2 separate regions of the Homo sapiens genome follow, and region 2 is linked to region 1. A link is a loop called in an ENCODE intact Hi-C map of the cell type or tissue named here. Cell type or tissue: HepG2. All regions are shown on one strand. Links, peaks and the distances in the headings refer to the core of each region. The heading gives the core; the rest is flanking DNA. Region 1 overlaps GCM1 (glial cells missing transcription factor 1). Region 2 overlaps FBXO9 (F-box protein 9).

Evidence for each region. A loop is a pair of places that touch in the nucleus more often than their neighbours do. Peaks named below come from ENCODE experiments on the same cell type or tissue, not always from the same donor. Only the 100,000 strongest peaks of a DNase experiment are listed, where the experiment ranks them.
Region 2: it touches region 1 in a loop (2.9-fold over the local background); 2 of 110 quality-filtered maps call a loop at or near these places.

The regions. Positions count from the first base shown.
Region 1 is chr6:53,128,730-53,139,138 of GRCh38, forward strand. It overlaps GCM1 (glial cells missing transcription factor 1), which reads right to left. Exons shown (of 6, transcript NM_003643.4): 3 at 5,343-5,595; 4 at 3,278-3,390; 5 at 2,074-2,202; 6 at 1-217. Among named protein-coding and RNA genes, the nearest start is that of GCM1, 15 kb to the right of the region's middle. In HepG2, for the core only: no CTCF peak of the experiment used is centred there; a DNase peak (open chromatin) is centred at 6,292.
Region 2 is chr6:53,065,541-53,075,949 of GRCh38, forward strand. It overlaps FBXO9 (F-box protein 9), which reads left to right. Exons shown (of 13, transcript NM_033480.3): 1 at 1-252; 2 at 5,517-5,603; 3 at 7,941-8,099. The coding sequence starts at 250. LOC128031835 reads left to right here and starts at 62. Exons shown (of 1, transcript NM_001414736.1): 1 at 62-133. The coding sequence starts at 62. The coding sequence ends at 133. RefSeq lists a silencer at 1-356. In HepG2, for the core only: a CTCF peak has its summit at 5,361; no DNase peak of the experiment used is centred there.

The DNA.
Region 1 (10,409 bases), core at 5,348-7,847:
AGAGCTTCATGGGGTCCACAGTGGAAGTCTGGTCAGTCAGATCTGTGATTCCTCCCAGACCATAACTCTTGGAGAAGGAAAAGCAATCATTTAGTGAGTTCTGCTGAGGAGTGTTAGCTATTAAATGTCCACTGTAACTACCAGGCAATTGGACGCCTTCCTGGAAAGACCAAGTTAAAGGTAAACTCCCCTGACTTTGTGTTTCACCTGGAAGAGACTGGAAAGGAAAGTGAAATGCTCGTGTTAATAAGTTAAGCAAATCAAAACCACTGCCATAGGCACCCATGAGTTACTCTGTACAAATAAGAGCTCCATCAGATTTTCCTCATTCCTTACACATTAATACTTGACGCACAAACACATGCAGCGGCTTGACCACAACCACGAAACACTTGAAAAAAGCAAAGGCTGCCTCTGTTTCCATGTTAAAGCTTGCTAACCAGTAAGAGCCAAATTTCCCTACATTCAGTAGAGACATGAGTGTGTTTAAGATGTTTCACACTCAAACACAAATCTGATATCCTAATTGCTTTTTATTTATTCTTTTTTTTTTTTTTTTGAGATGGAGTCTCGCTCTGTTGCCCAGCCAGGCTGGAGCGCAGTGGCACGATCTTGGCTCACTGCAACCTCTGCCTCCCGGGTTCAAGCAATTCTCATGTCTCAGCCTCTCAATAGCTGGGATTACAGGCGCCTGCCACCACGCCCAGCTAATTTTTGTATTTTCAGTAGAGATGGGGTTTTGCCATGTTGGCCAGGCTGGTCTCGAACTCCTGACCTCAAGTGACCCACCTGCCTTGGCCTCCCAAAGTGCTGGGATTAGAGGCATAAGCCACAGTGCCTGGCCTCTAATTGCCTTTTTGAGAAACTTATAAGGAACTATTTACAAAATATCAAAGTATAACTTCAAAGATTTATATTATACTCAGCACAACTCCCAGGGTCTCTGTCTCTCAACATTTCCTCCCTTGACTATTCTATTTCTTAGTGCTGGTTGGAGTGTGAGAGACCATGGTTGCTATTGTTTTTTAGTTTTTCCTTTCCTCAAGAGATTTTTCTTTGAATTCGTGGGAATTTTGTTGAACCATAAATCAGACCTCTAGAACACGAGTGGTACATTCATTTATTTTTCTAAATGGAGGAGGTATATTGTTCTTTAGTTAATCGTTAAAAAAAGGATCTGGTTGAGAATTAAGTTATGCTCTTGTTTAGGTAAAACTACTAGCTGTTAAGGGGATACTTTTAGGGGGTAGAGAAAAAGGGCTGTGACCAGGTAGATTGGATGAGAGACTGAAATGCCACTTGACTTGTCCCATGGCTGGGAGAAAGGATGAGGAAATAGCCATTTGGGTTTGGGGGGCTTGCATTTCCCTACAACAGATCCACATTACAATTTTTTTAAATAAAGTACATTTACAGCCTCTAGGGATGGACCAGTTCCATCTCTGTTCTCCCAAAAAGAAATGTGCACCTTTGAACAGTAGAAAAAGTATAGGAACTACTATCAATATTAAACAGACAAATGCAAAAAAACCTATGATCTGCTGCCCATAAAGCAGTGGACTTCACATCACAGTTTGTCTATAGGGAGTAGCCTCCACTCCACTATTGCCACCCTGGGACAGCTATCATTTTCGGAAACTGCTTGCTTATTTCATCTTGGTAGAGTGTGCTAAGAAAACAATCTGTTTGGGGACGTATGGAAATTCAGGAGGGCGGGGAGGGGGCAGGCGGTGAAATGCATAAGGCTACTATTTTGTGGAGATTGTTTCAATTGTTTTTGGTTCTTGCCAAATATAAGTTAAGTGCTAATTCAAGTTTCTCTTTGTAATTGTAGTAGGGAAGATGATTCTCCAATTACATGGACTTTATGGTTCCCAGCATGCTACAAAGATGGTAGAAAGTAAGAGTAAAGCCTCAGATTTAATTTCTTTAGCAGATGCTTGTTTGTAGATGAGCCTGATAATCCATGATTTCTGGCTTTCCTGCGTCAGCAAGGGACCCAGGAAATCTACCGCCCCCAGCACAGGCGTGGCAAGCTACTGCATGTATTGAACATACATAATGAAGGATTACCCTGGTCTCTGTGCTCCCCTTCAGGCTCAATGAGACGGAGGAAGGTGCTGTGTTCACTTTCTTCATGGCTCTTCTTGCCTCAGCTTCTAACTTGGTTTCTGGTTTTGGATGATCATGCTCTCCCTTTGACTTAAATGAGACAAGGAAGTAGAAAGGAAATGATATAACACTAACTAGACTGTGTTTCATGGTGTATCAGTTTTTATTTACTGTGTGTCCTGCCCCGGGGGTGGTGTTGCAGTTGCCTATGGTAACCAGACTGGATGAACCTCTGAAGGCGCTCCCAAGCCCACCATGCTCCTGCCTGCCTGCCTCTCACCCACCCAGCAAAGCCATAATCACAGTGCTAAGTAACACTTACTAAATGCTTCCTGTGGTATGTGCCAGACACAAATAAACACCCTGTGTGCCTTATATCTCATTTCATCTTCAGCACAACCATTGAGGTACACACCATTATTATCACCCCCAGTTTACAGAACAGGAAACTGAGGCATGGAGTGATTACGCCAGCTGGGTAACCTCCTCTAGAAGTGAGGGACCTAGGATTCCCCTACCTGGAGCTGGCCAAAGCTGAGAGTCAATAGTTAAACATTCAGGAATTTTGTAGGCTGATTGTTAAAAATGACTGCTGGCTTGAAATCAGCCACGGTGAGAATATTTCCATTACAGAAGTTGGCAAATGCTACAAATCAGGACATTTTCTTTTTGGAGAGCTGGTTTACCAGCATCCCACTAATTCAAACCCAGGCAGTCTGAGTCAGGGTCCATTCTTCACCACTGTTGGTGCCACTGCCCCATTAGTACTCTTACACATTCTACAGAAAACTGGGACGTGGAAGAGGAAAATCACCTGCTCAGGTTTAAAGACCGAGTAAAAAGTCAGAGCTGGTGTTCAAACTCAGATTTGCTGAAGGCTACCAGCAGCATGCAGCATGCGGCATGCTTAGAAGCACTGTGCTAACCTCAGTGTGACTAGATTAGCTGCCACTTCTCCTGAGAAGTAGAAGCAGAGACAGGCAGCTCCCCTTCTAGAGCTCCCCAGCACTTCAAACATCTATTAGAAGTGCAGGGGACAGATACTTGCTCTCTTAGAGTGTGAGCCCTCGGGGATGGTGCAGGATCTCATTCACAGGTGCATTTCTAGCCTCTGGTGAAACTCCTCAGTAATGAAACTCTCACGTAACTAACTCAAAAATCCAACCTGGAAAAATATAAAGCGTCCGTCGTGCCTCCAGAAGTTGGTGACCGGGAAGCCCCCATGACCTCGGCAAGGGATGAGCTTCAGAGGCCCGTCACAGTTGGGACAGCGTTTCCCTACAAAAGAGCAGAGGAAAATGACCACACCTGGCTGAACCATGTCGGTTGTTGACTCCTGTGCAGTCTTGAAGATTTTAGCCCTGACTCAAGGACGGCAGAGTATAAATCTGGGCAGAGTTTCATGGGCTGAAATCCACTAGATATTACCCCTGACCCTCAGAAGCCTGGCCACTAAAATGGCCCACATGGGTCTCACACATGGATAGGGGAAGTGGTTGCCTACCAAGTAGGATATTTCACAGGTCAAGGCAGAGCTCTTCTGAGCAGAAAACCCCTCCCTACTTATTTAGTGATATTTGAAATTCTGACCAGGCACAGTGGCTCACACCCATAATCCCAGCACTTTGGGAGGCCAAGGCAGGCGGATCCACTTGAGGCCAGAAGCTCGAGACTAGCCTGGCCAATATGGTGAAATCCCATCTCTACTAAAAATACAAAAATTAGCTGGGCGTGGTGGTGCACACCTGTAGTCCCAGCTACTAGGGAGGCTGAGGCAGGAGAATCGCTTGAACCTGGGAGGTGGAGGTTGCAGTGAGCCGAGATGGCACCAATGCATGCCAGCTTGGGTGACAGAGTGAAAGTCTGTCTCAAAAATAAAAAAGAGAAGTTCTTTCACTTCACAATTAGAACTAAGGGTCAAGGGGCCAAGCTACATGGGAGAGTGAATGCAGCTACTACATTTTCACAGAGGTGTAAATGACTGATACCAGGTCCTGACCTAAGAGCAAGTTTTTAAAACAAACTACTGGGAAAAATATAAAGTAACTTGAGGTTTGAAGTGGGCAATGTACAGGGCATGCTGAATGTATCTATTTCATAATCCAGTGAATGTGTTTTAGAAAATGAACAAATATCTCAGCACGTGATTATGATGTGAACCTAAATGAATGGAATTGAGTCTAACCTTTCACAGCTGCCACTCCACATTAATGCACACATTGAGATCACTTAGGGACCCACAAGAAGTCCAGTGGCAAGTCCAATAAACTACTTTCTTCTAAATTTTACATGGGTCATTGATGAATTAACATTAACCCCTGAAGGGATACATTTTTCCTTTTATTTTTGGATGGAGTCTGTCACCCAGGCTGGAGTGCAGTGGCACAACATTGGCCCACTGCAACCTCCACCTTCTGGGTTCGAGTGATTCTCCTGCCTCAGCCTCCCGAGTAGCTGGGATTACAGGCACACACCACCACACCCGGCAAATGTGTGTGTGTGTGTGTGTGTGTGTGTGTTTGTGTGTTTTAGTAGAGATGGGTCTTCACCATATTGGGCAGGCTGGTCTTGAACTCCTGACCTCAGGTGATCTGCCTACCTCAGCCTCCCAAAGTGCTGGGATTGTAGGCATGAGCCACAGTGCCCGGCCATTTTTCCTTTCTTTTTGGAGATAGGATCTCACTCTATTGTGCGGCCTGGAGTGCAGTGGCTCCATTATGGCTCACTGCAGCCTTGACTTTCCAGGCTGAAGCAATCCTTCTGCCTCAGCCTCTGGAGTAGCTGTGACCACAGGCATATGCAACCACACCCGACTAATTTTTAAATTTTTTTGTAGGGGTTGGGGTCTTCTTATGTTGCCCCGGCTGGTCTGGAACACCTGGCCTCAATTTATCCTCTCATCTTGGCCTCCCAAAGTGCTGAGATTACAGGTGTGAGCCACCACACCTGCCATCTTCCCTTTAACAGGAGCCTTCAGTCCAGTGCCTTAACCCAAGGAGGCATTTTTGATGGTGGGTGCTCTGGGTATGGCAGATATGTGGGGTCCTTGCTGGAGCACAAGGGATCTGGTTGGTTCCGCTCCATATGCTCCATGTCAGAACAGCCTTGGCTGCCACTACACTCCAGGGTGATGGTTTTGCCCTTGGGCGGTGCTGGGACACAGTGACCCATCTGGCAGGGGCATCTGAGGGATGCCAGCTTTTTTGCTGGTGCCACTAAGCTCTACTCACGCTGCTGCTTCTGCCGGGCCTTGTCACAGATGGCAGGTCTCAGGTAGATCTTGCGCCCCTCCTCTGCGAGACAGTCGCGGCCGCACACCACCACACCCAGGCAGGACTTCTTGAGGATGCGGGAGTTGTGGTTGTTGGTATTGCGCATGGCCCAGCTGCTCAGGTGCCGCTGCGCATTCTTGTCCTCCGAGCTGTAGATGTGTTTGGCATAGGAATCTGGCCACTCCTGGAACCAGTCGGTTTTTTTCACGTTCTGATAGAAACACAAAAGATACGACTATACTTTAAGCTAGAAAACACAGCTGTCACCCACTGTGGAGTGAGTAGATAGGAAGGATGTTTTGGCATTCAGGAGCTGGGCAAGAGACCTTTGGCAAAAGCCTCCCTACATTTAATTCTGACAGTGGGATCAGCGAGCCCAGCACAACAGTGGCAACTGAGTGCTGTGTCTGTCAGGCATTCAGCCGCTGGACCAAAATAAATGATAGCCCCTGTGAGTTCCATCTGATTGACACTTCCCTAGCCCTCAGTGACACAAGAAATGACCATTTCTCAGTAGGAATTTTTGAAGGTTAAGTAATGCTATGCTCTTACACAATAACTATAGAAAACAGGGCCCAGTGTGGTAGGGTGTGCCTGCAGTCCTAGCAACTCAGGAGGCTGAGGTGGGAGGATGGCTTGAGGCCAGGGGTTCAAGACCAGCCTGGGCAACACAGCAAGACCCCTTCTCTAAAAACTCAAAATAAACTGTGGAAAACATTGTGGCGGGATAGTGAGATAATGTCTCGTACCACTCTGTGGTTATCTTACTGGGAGTCACACAGGTTTATGCAATGTCGCCAGAGATAAGCAGTGGGAGGGATGAAAAGCCCTGGTTCAGAGAGATCAAAGAGCCACTTTCTTCCCCAGAGATTTTCTTCCTTTATCTTTAACCCTACGTTCACGTGCCTCAAACATGACAAGGGAGTAAGAAAGAGCTTGTTTTGACTGAAAGCGTCTCTGTTATTGCCCAGGATTGGCGCTATGCCCTGTGTATGAACATTTGACTAAACTCTCCTTTAAAACATCACAGACAAGGAGAGTTGTCATTCAACGGACAAAGTTTCCATTTGCAAGATGAAAAGGTTCTAGAGCTCCTTTGCACAACAGTGTACATATAGTTACCACGACTGTACTATGCACTTAAACATGGTTAAGATGGTAAATTTTAAGTTGTGTTTTTGACCAAAATAAAATAATAATTAAAGAAAGGCCAGGGACACCAGACACTCAGTCCTTATAGCATACATTATTTTGCTCTCTGTGCCTCTGTTTCTTCATCTGTAATGTAGGGATAATGAGACCTGCCTACCTGAAGAGTTGTTCTGAAGATTAAATATGATTATATATATTAAATACTTAGCACAGCACCTAGCATGCTGTAAGCTCTAAATAATTGTTAGTCACTGATGCTGTGGCTCATATTCCTAGGCCCTACATTGGTGCACAGATGCTGCATTTGACAGACCCTTCCTTGTTCTTAGAATGAGAAACAGCAAGCAGTGTCAGCACTCAAACTTAGGCTGTGCCCATGCCCTACGGCTTTCAGAGACTTAGCATGGTGTAAGAACATTTTTCATCTAGACGGTTCTAGAAGGTGAAAATAGAAGATTCTAGAAGGTCCAGAAGAAAAGACTAGGCTGCTTCTTCTTTGCTTTCCCAACCAGAAAGCACAGCCCACAACATAAAAAAAAGACAAATTTTAGAAGAAAAAAGTAAATGTCAGTGTCAGGATTGACGGGCATTTACTGAGTTAGAATTCAAATTTAGAACGTGCCAAAGAACTTTGTAACTTGAGACTCTGGGCAAGTAACTTTGTCTTTAAAGCCTGTTTTGCTCTTCTCTAAAACTGAAACATTGATTAAAACTGCCTCACAAAAGTGCTGTGAAGAGCAGATGTGTTGTAAACTATAGATTCCATATAACGATACTTGTTGAATGGAATGTCATGGGGCCTGAGGTGGTCTGAGGAAATATAAATGAGAGGTTTTAGGTACATGCAGGGTAGTACTGTTTAGTGGTTAAGAGCTGCAGTGTGCAAACTAGGGCCCATGGGCCAAATCCTGCCCATTGCCTGCTTTTGTAAATAAAGTTTTATAGGAACACATCTATGTTCATTAACTGAAGTGTTGTCTATGGATGTTTTTACACCACCGCAGCAGAGACTGTATGGCCCACAAAGACTACAATATTTACTATCTGACTCTTCACAAACAGTCTGAGATTGCTGGCTGTAAGCTTGGACTCTGGAGGTACACTGTCTTTCTGGATATGAGTCTTAATGACATTCTTTTCTTCTCAGTGCCTCTGTTTCCTGCTCTGTAAAATGGGGTAACAGGAGTACCCCACAGGGAGGTTTTGAGGACTTACTAAATTAACATACACAATGCACTTAAAATAGTGCCTCACACGCAGCAGGTTCCACCTCAATGTTAACTGTTATTCTACCAGATCTGGAACTGCCCTCAGCCAGTCAATGTGGTTGTAAGAGTCACTGGCTTTTGGGAGAGAGAAGACCCAGTAGAGGTCACTTCATGCTTCATACCTTGCCAAGCCAAATGCAAGATAAGAGTCCAAGTCCCAGCTGGGTGCAGTGGCTCACACCTGTAATCCCAGCACGTTGGGAGGCTGAGGCAGGTGGATCACCTGAGGTCAGGAGTTCGAGACCAGCCTGCCCAACATGGCAAAACCCCGTCTCTACTAAAAATACAAAAAATTAGCCAGGTGTGGTGGCGGGCACCAGTAATCCTTGCTTCTTGGGAGGCCGAGACAGGAGAATCTCTTGAACCTGGGAGGTGGAGGTTGCAGTGAGCCAAGATCATGCCACTGCACTCCAGCCTGGGCGACAAGAGTGAAACTCTGTTTCAATAAAAAAAAAAAGAAAAAAGAGTCCAAGTCCCTATAAAATAAAAGCTTAATTGGTGCACCTCTTGTTCCACAACCTTCCTTCTCAGGGCATGACAGTGGCTAGCCCTTTGTGTGCTATGCTGTAACTACTGTGGTTTGGGAAGGGGGAAGGGTATAAATAATAGGAGGGTGGCATCTGGAAAAGTTCCCTGTGGTCCATCAGGCAGCTGCAGCAGAGATTCCCGGATGGCCAGGCCAGGATGCTGGTTGGACCATTTGCTTTTTCCAGACTGTCCCTCTCCTCCCCAATTCTCTGGTAATTTTGGGCTTGCTGAGACTCAATGCCCGGGGTGAGAGAAGCTCCCCAGGCAGCATGCCTCCTGCTCTCTCCACCCACCTTCTCTTCCCTTCCTTCCTTCCTTCTTCTGGCCCAAAGCTGCAAACAATGATGTCTTGTTTTCTGTCACAGAAATGCCATAGAAAGCATAATAGAGTATTTTATCTTTTGAAATAATAATGTAGGTTAAAACATTAAAATGTCTACTTTTGGCCAGGAATAGCGGCTCACACCTGTAATCCCAGCACTTTGGGAGGCCAAGGCTGGAGGATTGCTTGAGTCCAGGAGTTCAAGACCAGCCTGGGCAACACAGTGAGACCACGTCTCTACTAAAAAAACAAAACAAAACAAAATTTGAGTGTACTTTCCTCTAATATTGGACTGTAAAAAACTACTGGTGCACTTGAATTATTCCAGTATAAAACACAGTTGTCAGGATAGCAGAGATGAGGGCAAGGTAGACTTAGAGGAAAGCTGAGATTTTCATGCTTTAAAGGTGAGTGGCCACTTTAGGCTGGTCAGAGCCATAGATCCCATGAACCAGAAGGAGCGGAATGTATTTGTGAGAACATCTCAGATGTTCTGATTAAAGCAAAGACTCCTTGCCTGTAGAGGAAGAGATGATCTTTATCATCCTTTAAGCTTTTTTCTGACAGTCCCTCCACTGGTACCTTAGTTTTCCAGTTCTATTAATAATGCAGTAATGGCCAGGTGCAGTGGCTCACCCCTGTAATCCCAGCACTTTGGGAGGCCAAGGTGGGTGGATCACTTGAAGCCAGGAGTTCAAGACCAGACTGGCTAACATGGCGAAACCCCATCTCTATCAAAAATACAAAAATTAGCCAGGCATGGTGGCACATGCCTGTTATCCCAGTTACTCAGGAGGCTGAGGCAAAAGAATCGCTTGAACCTGGGAGGCAGAGATTGCAGTGAGCCGAGATCATGCCGCTGCACTCCAGCTTGGGTGACAGAGTGCTTTGTCTCAAAAAAAAAAAAAAAAAAAAAGCAGTAATAATTTGGACAACGTATGGACTGAGAACATTACTAGGAGTAAATATACTCACATCAAGCTAGTCTCTGGGCCATTTATTCATGCCTAGTCTTTGACCTGGACATTTAGTAGGGTCTTTGATGTCTTTTTACACTGAAATTAAGAGAAAACCCAGATCTCAATAATGCAGAGGAACCCAAGTGTCAGATGGATGACTGTGATTTCTGAAACCTGTTAAACCAAGACCTCAGAGAAGTAAAATTTAATAAGAAACAATAATCATTTCTTCATCATGTTTAGCGAATCCCCACAAAATACTTTCTTCTTTTTAGATCCTTTGTTTGTTTTAATTTCTAACTTTTCATGAGTAACTCTTTGTTTTTCCTCTTAGTTAAGAAGTTTATAATTGAAAGGGAATATTTCTGAGGTTTCCAACATGTAGACCTAGCTAATTTGTATTTGATTATCTCCTGGGTAACATCACTGGGGGGTTAACTGATATTTCTATGACTTCTGGGTATAATTTTTTACTAACAGATTTAATCCTCTAACTCAATCAAAATTTTTGTAGCTCTATGCACTTCTAGAACACCCTTCATACTCACCTCATTCTAACTTATTCAACTACTTGAAGTTTTCAGAGGTTATCTGAAGAAATGAAGTATGTATTGTTATATAAAACTAATCAATTAAAATACAAATTCTGAAATAAAGTATCAAAAATATCTACATTATCATATGATCATATTATGAAATTGATTTTCTTTTGGAATATAGTCTGCTCTTGCATAAAGTAAATATCTTCCAGGTTTTCATTAATTATATAAATAGCTTATTCATTACTTATAAATAA
Region 2 (10,409 bases), core at 4,188-6,687, 64 kb before region 1:
CGAGTCCCCGGCAGCCGCCGCCACCCCAGCGCGCCCCGATCTGGCCCCCTGCCCCGCGAAGATGGCTGCCGTACGCCGGGCCCGCAGTTATTGCCGCTGCCTGGTGCGCTTCTCCGACCGAGAACTCTGCTAAGCTCCGCTGCAGAGACAGGCAGGAGTAGACACCCGGACACCCAGCACCCCTCCTCCGGGGGGCGGTGCAGAGGGGGCACGGAGAGCCCCTCGAGCGCAGCAGGCCGCCCCGCCAGCATGGTAACCTGGCCAGGGGGCTCGAGGGTGGACGCCGCGGGGCGGGAGCGTGGTGTGCAGAGGGGCCGGGCCTAGGGCTGGGGGTCGGCGGGGACTCTGGGGAGGAGTGGGAGCTTCACGGCTGCCACCCGTTAGAGGGCCCTGGCCTGAGAAGGAGTGCGTCGGGGGGCGGGGGGTGCCAACCCTGGCTTCTCCCCAGGATTCCTTCCTGCTGAGCCTCCCCAACCCCCGCCGAGCTCGATGTGAGGAGGAGGGTTTGCAGGACAGCCGGGGAAAATGTCCCTTCTCGGCTCACTGAGTATATTGAACCAGTCTCGGTCCTCTCAAGGGATTTTATCAGAAGCATTGAGCATAGATTGAGGTAAGCTGTCACAGCGCCTGAATTCGGGAGGGAGCTCTGGCAAGAGGAGACACTTGTTGATTGCTCTTCTGCGGAAAAGCCAGGCCCACCGACAGTCCCTGCCGGCACCTTGAGGAGCCCTGGGTGTAGGACGCATCTGCCCCGCGAGGCGTCATTCCCTGGGAGGATGTTGGCAGGCGGTCCTGGCGGAGTGGGGTTGGAGGGTTCGTCTCCGCGGCGTCGGTGCCGTCCAAATGAGAGACTGAGCTAAGTTGCAGAGCTTGACAGTGCAGATTCCATGAGACTGTTCCATATTGGAATACGTAGTCTCTGCCCTATGCCTTTCTTTGGTTTAGAATAAATTGTTCATCTGAGAAACTAATCTCTGGCTGGGGCTTAAAGAATCAGGGATGCAATAATTCCAAACGATTTAATTTATAGTGGACTCAAATATTTATTGCATAAATGAATGGCTGAATTTATTTTTATTAAATTAATCTGGAGGATAGAAAAGGCAATTGCCCCTGCCCCTAAACTTTCAGAAGTAGTTCTCTGACCGGGATTAAGTACTTAGCCTTTATAATTTATTAATCGCACCTGTGAAACAGGAGTAACATGATGAAGACATGGACTACTCATACACATGAGCTATTCAAGTGAAGGTGATATTTAGGTCAAACTCGATTATGAAAAATAAAAGGAAAACCTCCAGGTGGCATCTGAGGCCCTACTTATTTCAAGTAGTAGTTGAATTGACCAAATGTCAACTCAGCCGATCCCAGATATAATAGTTTGTTTTTGTGATCATACTGTCAAAATCAAAGTAAGAATGGTTTAGAGCTCCACTGTAACACAGGGGAGAAGAAAGATGCTGTCTATATTACACTTCTCCCATTTCCTTTCCTCATCCTTCAGATACACATTATCCAGATGGCATTTTATTTGTCGATTCAGCCAATATTTTTGAGTACCTATTAGCCTGGCATAGTGTGAGACTCTGGTACAATACTAGATCTTCAATATAACCAAACCTGCAAGGTGATTTATGATAAACTTTTAATCACAGAATGTCACATGAAAAGGGACCTCAGTAGATCACCATACCTCTTTATAGATGTCCCATAGACATGACAGCTGAGGCCTAGACAGGCCTTTACTACAAATCAAGCAATGTGTTTGACCTTATGGTTACAGAGGTAACTGAGATGTGTTCCTGTCCTGGATGCCTTAAATCTAGTAAATGAAACAGCCAACCTCAGTACAAATGTTGTGATAAAAGTAAGCACAAGTGTTATGGGAACACAAAAATGTTGAAAAATGCTTCTGACTAAGATGAACCCTGAGCTGAATCTTGAAGAATGAGTAGAAATAGCTAAGTGAGGAAGAAGGCATTCCAGATAGAGCAAGCAGCGTATGCAAGCCAACTGGACAGAGCAGGGGAAGCTCTTGAAGTCAGTTTAGAATGACTGCTAGGCAAGAGTTAGAAAACTAAATTACAAAGGATACCCCACAGAACTCAGGTCCCCTCGCATTACCTGTACTTAGAGTTTGCAATAATAAAGCAGACTCTTGAGAAGAGAGAGAAATACACTTCTCAGTGGGATTTATACGCTCAGTCTTTCATTACATATTTTCCTACTAATGGTGTTCTTAGTAGGAAAAGCTCCCAACTTAAAGAAACTAAAAAATAATGTATTTGACAATACATTAATCCTTAAATTTTCCATTTTTCTAGAAATTCATCTGAGTTCTTGATCTCATTTATTTCTTCACAGATGTGTGCTTTACAGTGTGCCCAGCATTTTACCATATACTAACTGGTTCAAGTCTGAAAGGCACCTCTGCTTTGAGTCTGCTTGCCAGAGATAAGATAGGAGGCAAGGCTAATTTATGTTCTGTAATATAGTGCAAGTATATCTGGTAGCTGTGTTAAAGATGTGTGTTAATATAAACATTACCCTCCCCCCCCTGGCCGCCCTGAAATAACATATGACTAAAATTTGCAATTGTAAAACTTACCATCTTTGGAACCAGTAAAATTAAATGGGTTTTATTATTATCTAGCTTACCTTGAAGGCCATTTCCCTGATTGCCACATTTCTTTACAGTAAGTGTTGAGCAAGTTTCATTTCCTAATAAATCTATTAGCTAACAGACTGAACTGAGGCAACATGCCATTTTCACTGGAAGGTAGGATTTAGTTTAATTTAGCAAACATTTATTGAGAATAAAAGGATAAAATTAAAGTCATCTGATTGAAACCTTTATTAGGCTCCAAGTCACACACAGTAATTCCAGTCTAGCTTTATTCCACTGAAGCCGATCCAATATATAAAAATTGGATTTATAGACAGATAAAATAGAAGGGGTTTCTTTACAAAAGCATTTACTATTAAAAGTCTTTGACTAAGCTTTCCTAGTACATATAAAATACACAGAAGTCATATTTTCATAGAACACATTTAATAACATGCTAGCTGTATAAAAGAAGTGACATCATCTTACGGAATATATATATATATGTGTTTTTTTTTTTTTTTTGAGACAGGGTCTCTCTCTGTCTCCTGGGTTGGAGAGCAGTGGTGCAGTCTCGGCTCACTGCAACCTGCATCTCCCAGGCTCAAGCAATCCTCTCACCTCAGCCTCCCGAGTAGCTGGGGCTACTGTGTACCACCACCCCCTGGTAATTTTTGTATTTTTTGTAGAGACGGGGTCTTGCCATGTTGCCCAGCCTTGTCTCAAACTCCTGGGCTCAAGCAGTCCTTCCACCTCAGCCTTCCAAAGTGTTGGGATTACAGGCATGAGCCACCACACCCTGCCTGGACTGTATTCTCTTAAGTGATCCATGAAGCAAAAACTATCTGCTACAGCCAGGTATGGCTGCACAAGCCTGTAGTCTCAGCTACTCAAGAGGTGGAGCAGAAGGATCTTTGGAGCTCAGGAGTTTGAGGCCATCCTGGGCTGCATAAGGAGACTCTGTCCCAAGAAAGCAATAACTATTTGCTGAACTCCATAGGACAACTAAATGTTACTATTTTCTGAAACAAAGTTGTTATTTTTAGCCACCTAACAATACATTTTAACCTAGAACCCAGTGGATTTGTTTATTCTACAGTATCAAAAAAAATTCAAGTATCAAGTTATATCTGATTGGTATCATTAAACTTACCTGTGAAGAAGATAACTATAAAGAAGCAATGTTGTATTTCATTAACATGAAACATTAGAGTATTTTCTGTTTTGGGACTTGTAGAAGTTTATGGACACTAAAATTATTTGGGCTTTTTGCCTTAGACTCAATTATGTTTGGAACATCTGTCACAGCACCTTGTCAACTGCATTCTAGAACATTTCTCCTCCTGATGGAAAATACAACATGACCTATGAGGCAGTCTTGCAAAAGAAAAAAGAAATAGCAGAATCTAATCTAGCCTTTCAAGATCCTGCCACAATTTATAGGAAATAAGAGTAAGAGGTCAAAGGAACATATTTATTGACACCTCAGCAAAATCTAGCTTCTACAGAAAAACGACCCAGTTTCATCCCAAATAAATTACAAGAAAAAAGAGTGAGGATTACAAAAGACTTGAGACATATCAAGCAATTACAATGTGGACTTTATTTGAATCTTGATTTCACAAACTGTGAAATATATGTATTTTACATATGACATCTTGAGAAATATGAATACTGTGACTTGATATTTGATCTAAGGAATTACATTGATAATTATTGAAGTTGGGTCATGAGTACTTAGGGATTAATTCTCTTTAAGTGTTTTTCTCATAAAAAGTTTTAAAGTCTTGTAGAACTAAAAAAATACCAAAGATGTTCTAATTTTATTTCATTTTTTTCTAAGAAGAATAATATTTTTCTTTTCTTTTTTCCTTTTTTTTTTTTTTTTTTTTTTTATGATGGGGTCTCTGTCATCCAGGCTGGAGTGCAATGGTGCAGTCTCGGCTCACTGCAACCTCCATCTCTCAGGCTCAAGCAACCCTCCCACCTCAGCCTCCCAATTAGCTGGGACCACAGGCGTGTACCACCACGCCTGGCTGATTTTTTGTATTTTTAGTAGAGATGGGGTTTCACTATGTTGGCTAGGCTGGTCTTGAACTCCTGACCTCAAGTGATGCTCCTGCCTCAGCCTCACAAAGTGTGGGGATTACAGGTGTGAGCCACCGCACCTGGCCAGAAAAAGAGAAAATAATTTTTATTATAGATTATCAGTAGTTATGTATATTAATGAAGAATTTGGCTTCATTTACCTAATTAGATTAATCATAAATCATTTATGAATAGTAATAGACTTGAATTGTTACTTTATATTACACAGTTGGCCCTCTGTACCTGCAGGTTCTGCATCCTGGGATTCAACTGTGGATCAAAAATATTTGGGGGAAAAAAAGCAATACAACAATAAAAAATAATACAAATTAGGAAAAATATACTACAAGAACTATTTACATGGCATTTACATTATAAGTAACCTAGAGATGACTTAAAGTATATGAGAAGATGTGCATAGGTTATATGCAAATATGCCATATGAGGGACTGGAAAACCCAGGGATTTTGGTGTCCTGGGGGCTCCTGGAACTAATCACCTGTGGATACTGAGGGACAACTGTAATTAAATTGATTTTTGGATGGATGCAACTGATGTTAAATTTGGCGGGGGGGAAATGTTAGGATTCACAATAACGTGAGTACTGTGGGTTGGAGTAGAGAATATGCTTTTCAGACTCATTTTCCTTTGGAAATTAATAGTAAGGTCTCAAGTGCCCCCTACAGCCTTGCTACTCAAAGTGGGTTCCACAAAGTGTTGACAGTATGGTACTAAATAGAAAGTGGCTGAATGAGAAATGTAGATTGCAGAGGGCAACTGGTGTGTTTATATGCCTGACATTATTTGGGTTTTCCCCCCTCAGGCAGAAGCTGAGGAAGATTGTCATTCTGATACTGTCAGAGCAGATGATGATGAAGAAAATGAAAGTCCTGCTGAAACAGATCTGCAGGCATGTTTCTTCAATTGTGTCTTTGATTTTTATTCCATTGTTCCCATACATATGCAGAAATTGATCATAATCATGGGTATTTGTAGGTTATTACTGTTTGCATGGAATTTAACTGTTTCCATACTGGTTTATAGAATACTTAAAACTATGTTATGGCTTTCTTTGTGAAAAGAAATATCAATAATGGTTGCTTGTAGTTTAACATGGGTTTAAAGTATTCAAACTAAGGCTTACGCATGACTCAAAACCCATAATCTTAAAAAGATTGATGGGTTTGACCACCTAAAAGTTTAAAACCTGTGTATAAGAAAAGGCATCATAAATAAAGTTAAGAGAAATAGCCAGCTGGAAAAACTGTTTATTATATATGGGCAGAGGATTCATCTCATTACATAGAGCACTCATATATTTGGAAGAACAGAGGATAAAAAGATATGAGTGGACTGTTAATGGCAAAATAATACAAATGGCCATTAAATATTTGAAGAGATAATTAGCCTCATTAATAATTTAATCAGATTGGTGAATAATGTGCATCGCTGTCCAAGCTGTGAGAACACTCATGCAGTGTACATGAAAATGTAAATTGGTACAGCTTTCTGGAGGGCAGACTGGTGATATGGATCAAAATGAAAAACATGCATTCCCTTGATACAGCAATTCTACTTCCAGGAAATTAATTTTAAGGAAATAGTGGGGAAAGTAAATATGCAACTATAAAGATGTTTAGTATAGCATTGTTTATCTGGAAAAACATCATACAACTTAAATATTCATTACCTGTTATTAAGTAATGATGCATCCATACAGTGAAAACACTACAGCCATTTAAAAGGATGAAGTAAATCTTTATACATTAAAAGAGAAAAAAAGTTGCTGTAACTAGTTAAGTGTGTCTCACTGCACTTGTAAGGTTAATAATAATTATTTGGAACAGCTCATCTAGTAGACATTGAATGCTGCTAAAGATTCTGCAGGTCAGAGATCTATGTGTAACAGGTTAAAAGCGTAGCAACAAAGCAGTGTACAGAATATAGAGAAAAATTAATTTAAAACATTCTAGATACGTCTTTTTTTAAAAAAAAAAAAGGAAGCCAGGAATAACATATGCATCCCTGTTAGCAATGGCTGCCTTTGGGCAGAACGTGTAACCCAGTTTGGGTTCCCCAGGAAGCAGACTAGGTGAAGATTGCTGTGCAGGAAGTTTATTAAGGAGTATTCTTGGGATCAACACCTATGGAAGGGAGAGAGGGAAACAAATGGGCAGGGAGAAGACCAGCTGCAATGCAGTCTTAATGGACTGCTTAGCCATCCTCGAGGGAGTTCTGAAGATGAAATACCCTTTCAGAGATGACCTGAGTTGCAAAGAGCCAAGACTTTATTAGCCGTTGATCAGTCATTGGGTGGGGATTGAGAGGACAGTGTGATTTTGCTGAGGCAATACCCAAAAGGGCTGACAACTCAAGTGTTTTCAGATAGAACTCTCAGCAGTTTGGGTAACAAGTTCTTTATTTCTGAAAGGGAATCTGGGCAACACACCAGAGTCTACCTTATAGGGTTCACTTTTTATGTGCTTTTAATTTTTTTTTTTTTTGAGATGGAGTCTCGCTCCATTGCCCAGGCTGGAGTGCAGTAGCACGATCTCTGCTGACTGCCAACCTCTGCCACCCGAGTTCAAGCAATTCTCATGGCTCAGCCTCCCAAGTAGCTGGGATTACAGGTGCCCGCCACCACACCTGGCTAATTTGTTTGTATTTTTAGTAGAGACAGGGTTTCACCATGTTGGCCGGGCTGTTCTCGAACTCCTGACCTCAGGTGATCCGTCTGCCTCGGCCTCCCAAAGTGCTGGGATTATAGGCATGAGCCTCTGTGCCTGGCCTTTACATTTTTGAAATAACAAATATTTGAAAAAACATTTTCTTTTTGAAATACAGAATGTTAATAGATTTTGGGCTTACCTACAGAATTTTTGGCAGCATTCTTAATGTCTACTAGATGATATAGTCATTAAAAAATTATTGGAAGCTTATAACTTCAGTCTGTAAGTGATGGCTTATATTTTCAATTCTAATTAAAATTTGGTTTTCCAATATAATTTGACTTTTGGTGTACTGACATGTATTTTATGCTAATTTTCTTGATTCTTTAAGTTTTGAGCAGAAAATTATTTTAAAAGATGTATTTAATGGATATTTAATAATTCAGAAGACAGTGATTTCTGGACTTAGAGTAATAAGTATATACGTGGAAGTAGATAGATGTTGGACATATTGATACATTGTTCCAGAGTTGAGCTACCCTTCCTTGATGAGTCCTAAAATGCTGTTCTCCCCATAGGCACAACTCCAGATGTTCCGAGCTCAGTGGATGTTTGAACTTGCTCCAGGTGTAAGCTCTAGCAATTTAGAAAATCGACCTTGCAGAGCAGCAAGAGGCTCTCTCCAGAAAACATCGGCAGATACCAAAGGAAAACAAGAACAGGCAAAAGAAGAAAAGTTAAGTATTATAGATATTGTAACAAATTACATTTTTTTTTTTTTGGCACATGGAAATTTTCACTGACACAGTAAGTAGGCATTATAACCAGACTTTCGGGACATAAACACATATCTTGTAAAATAAAAATTTTGACTAGTATACTAGTTTATATATTTCTCACAATTTCTTCTAGGTACTTTGGATGGTACCACTACTCCTGCATGGCTTTTTTCTCTGTGGGTACACTGTCTTCATTGAGCTGTCTTTTGTTAATTTATAGACCTCTGGGATTCATGTGGTTCCTAAAAGATTGGTGTCTCTGAATTTATTAACAGAACCAAAAAGAAAAAACAGAATTTTCTAAATTTATTAATAGAACCAAAAAGATTGCTCACATGTTAATGTCTTTCCAGAGGTCTTAATTTCATGCAGTATTTTGTTATATTTTGAATTGATCAGCTTACAATAATGCATTAATCATTTCCTTATTCTGGAAAATTTTGAAATATTTTCACACTGAAAATATTTTGAATGCTGTCTAACATTCATATCTCTTCTGGTACTTACTCACACAGAGTAGGCACAGCATACCATTTCATTTCTTATTCTTCTTCCATAGAGGCTGCCATCTTTTTACCATCAGATCCAAGTTTGTGTTTATAATTAGTCATCAAATAATTGGCATTACCATGATGACTTACCTTCTATCTCCTCTTAATTTTTATTTTGAAATAATTACAGGTCCACAGGTATAGGGAAGTCCTGTGTGCCCTTTAACCTCCTCCGATGGTAACAACTTGCATAACTATAGTACAATATCAAAAACGAGGAAATAGACATTGGAACAATCCACAGTTTACTTGGATTTCCTGAGTTTACAAGCACTTGTCTGTGTGTATGTGTATAAATAGTTGTTTGCAGTTTTATTACAAGGTAGCTTCATGTAACCACCACCACAATCAAGATACAGAACTGTTTTATAGTTATATACTCCCTTTCCCTAGCCATTCGTAACCACTGGCAACCACTAGTCTGTTCTCCATTTTGTAATTTTGATATTCCAAGAATGTTGTATAAGTGGAATCATCCAGTATGTAACCTTTTGAGATTGGCTTTTTTCACTAAGTATAATTCCCTCAAGATCAGTCCAAGTTACTATGTATCAGTAGTTTGTTCCTTTTTATTGCAGAATAGTATTGCATGGTATGGATGTACCCCAGTTTAACCATTTATTGGTTGAAGGACATTTGAGTTGTTTCCAATATTTGGCTGTTATGAATGGAGCTATGGAAATATGTGTGTAGGTTTTCTCATGAACATAATTTTCACTTCTCTGGGATGAAACCCCAAGAGTACAATTGCTAAGTTCTATAGTAAGTACATGTTTGATTTTAAAAGAAACTGCCAAAGTGTTTTCTAGAGTATCTTATATTAAGTTCCCACCAGCAATGTATGAGTGATCCAGTTCATCCTCATCAGCATTTAGTGTTGCTACTTTTTAATTTAATTTAATTAATTTATTTATTTATTTTAAGACAGAGTCTCACTTTGTCGCCCAGGCTGGAGTGCAGTGGTGTGATTCCAGCTCACTGCAACCTCTGCCTCCCGGGTTCAAGCGATTCTCGTGCCTTGGCCTCCCAAATAGCTGGGATTACAGGCCCCGTCAGTAACGCTGGGCTAATTTTTGTATTTTTACAAATTTGTATTTTGTATCTAGAATGCAAAAAGAACTTCCAAAACACAATATTAAAAATATTAGCAATCTAGCTGGGTGCGGTGGCTCACTTCTGTAATCCCAGCACTTTGGGAGCCTGGGGTTTCACCATGTTGGTCAGGCTTGTCTCGAACTCCTGACCTCAAGCAGTCTACCTGCTTCAGCCTCCCAAAGTGCTGGGATTACAGGAGTGAGCCACTGCACCTGGCCTTTAATTTTATTAATAGCCATTCTGATAGGTATGTAGTGGTATCTCATTGTCATTTTAATTTGCATTTCTCTAATGGCTTGTGATGTTGAACATCTTTTCATGTGCTTATTTTTCATCTATTAATATATATTCTCTCTCTGAAATATCTGTTGATGTCTTTTCTAATTGGATTACATATATATATATAATTATTTTTTTTTTTTTTTTTTTTTTTGAGATGGAGTGTCACTGTGTCACCCCAGGCTGGAGTGCTGTGGCACGATCTCAGCTCACAGCAAGCTCTGCCTCCCAGGTTCAACTGATTCTCCTGCCTCAGCCTCCAGAGTAGCTGAGACTGTAGACGTGTGCCACCACAACCGGCTAATTTTTGTATTTTTAGTACAGATGGGGTTTCATCTTGTTG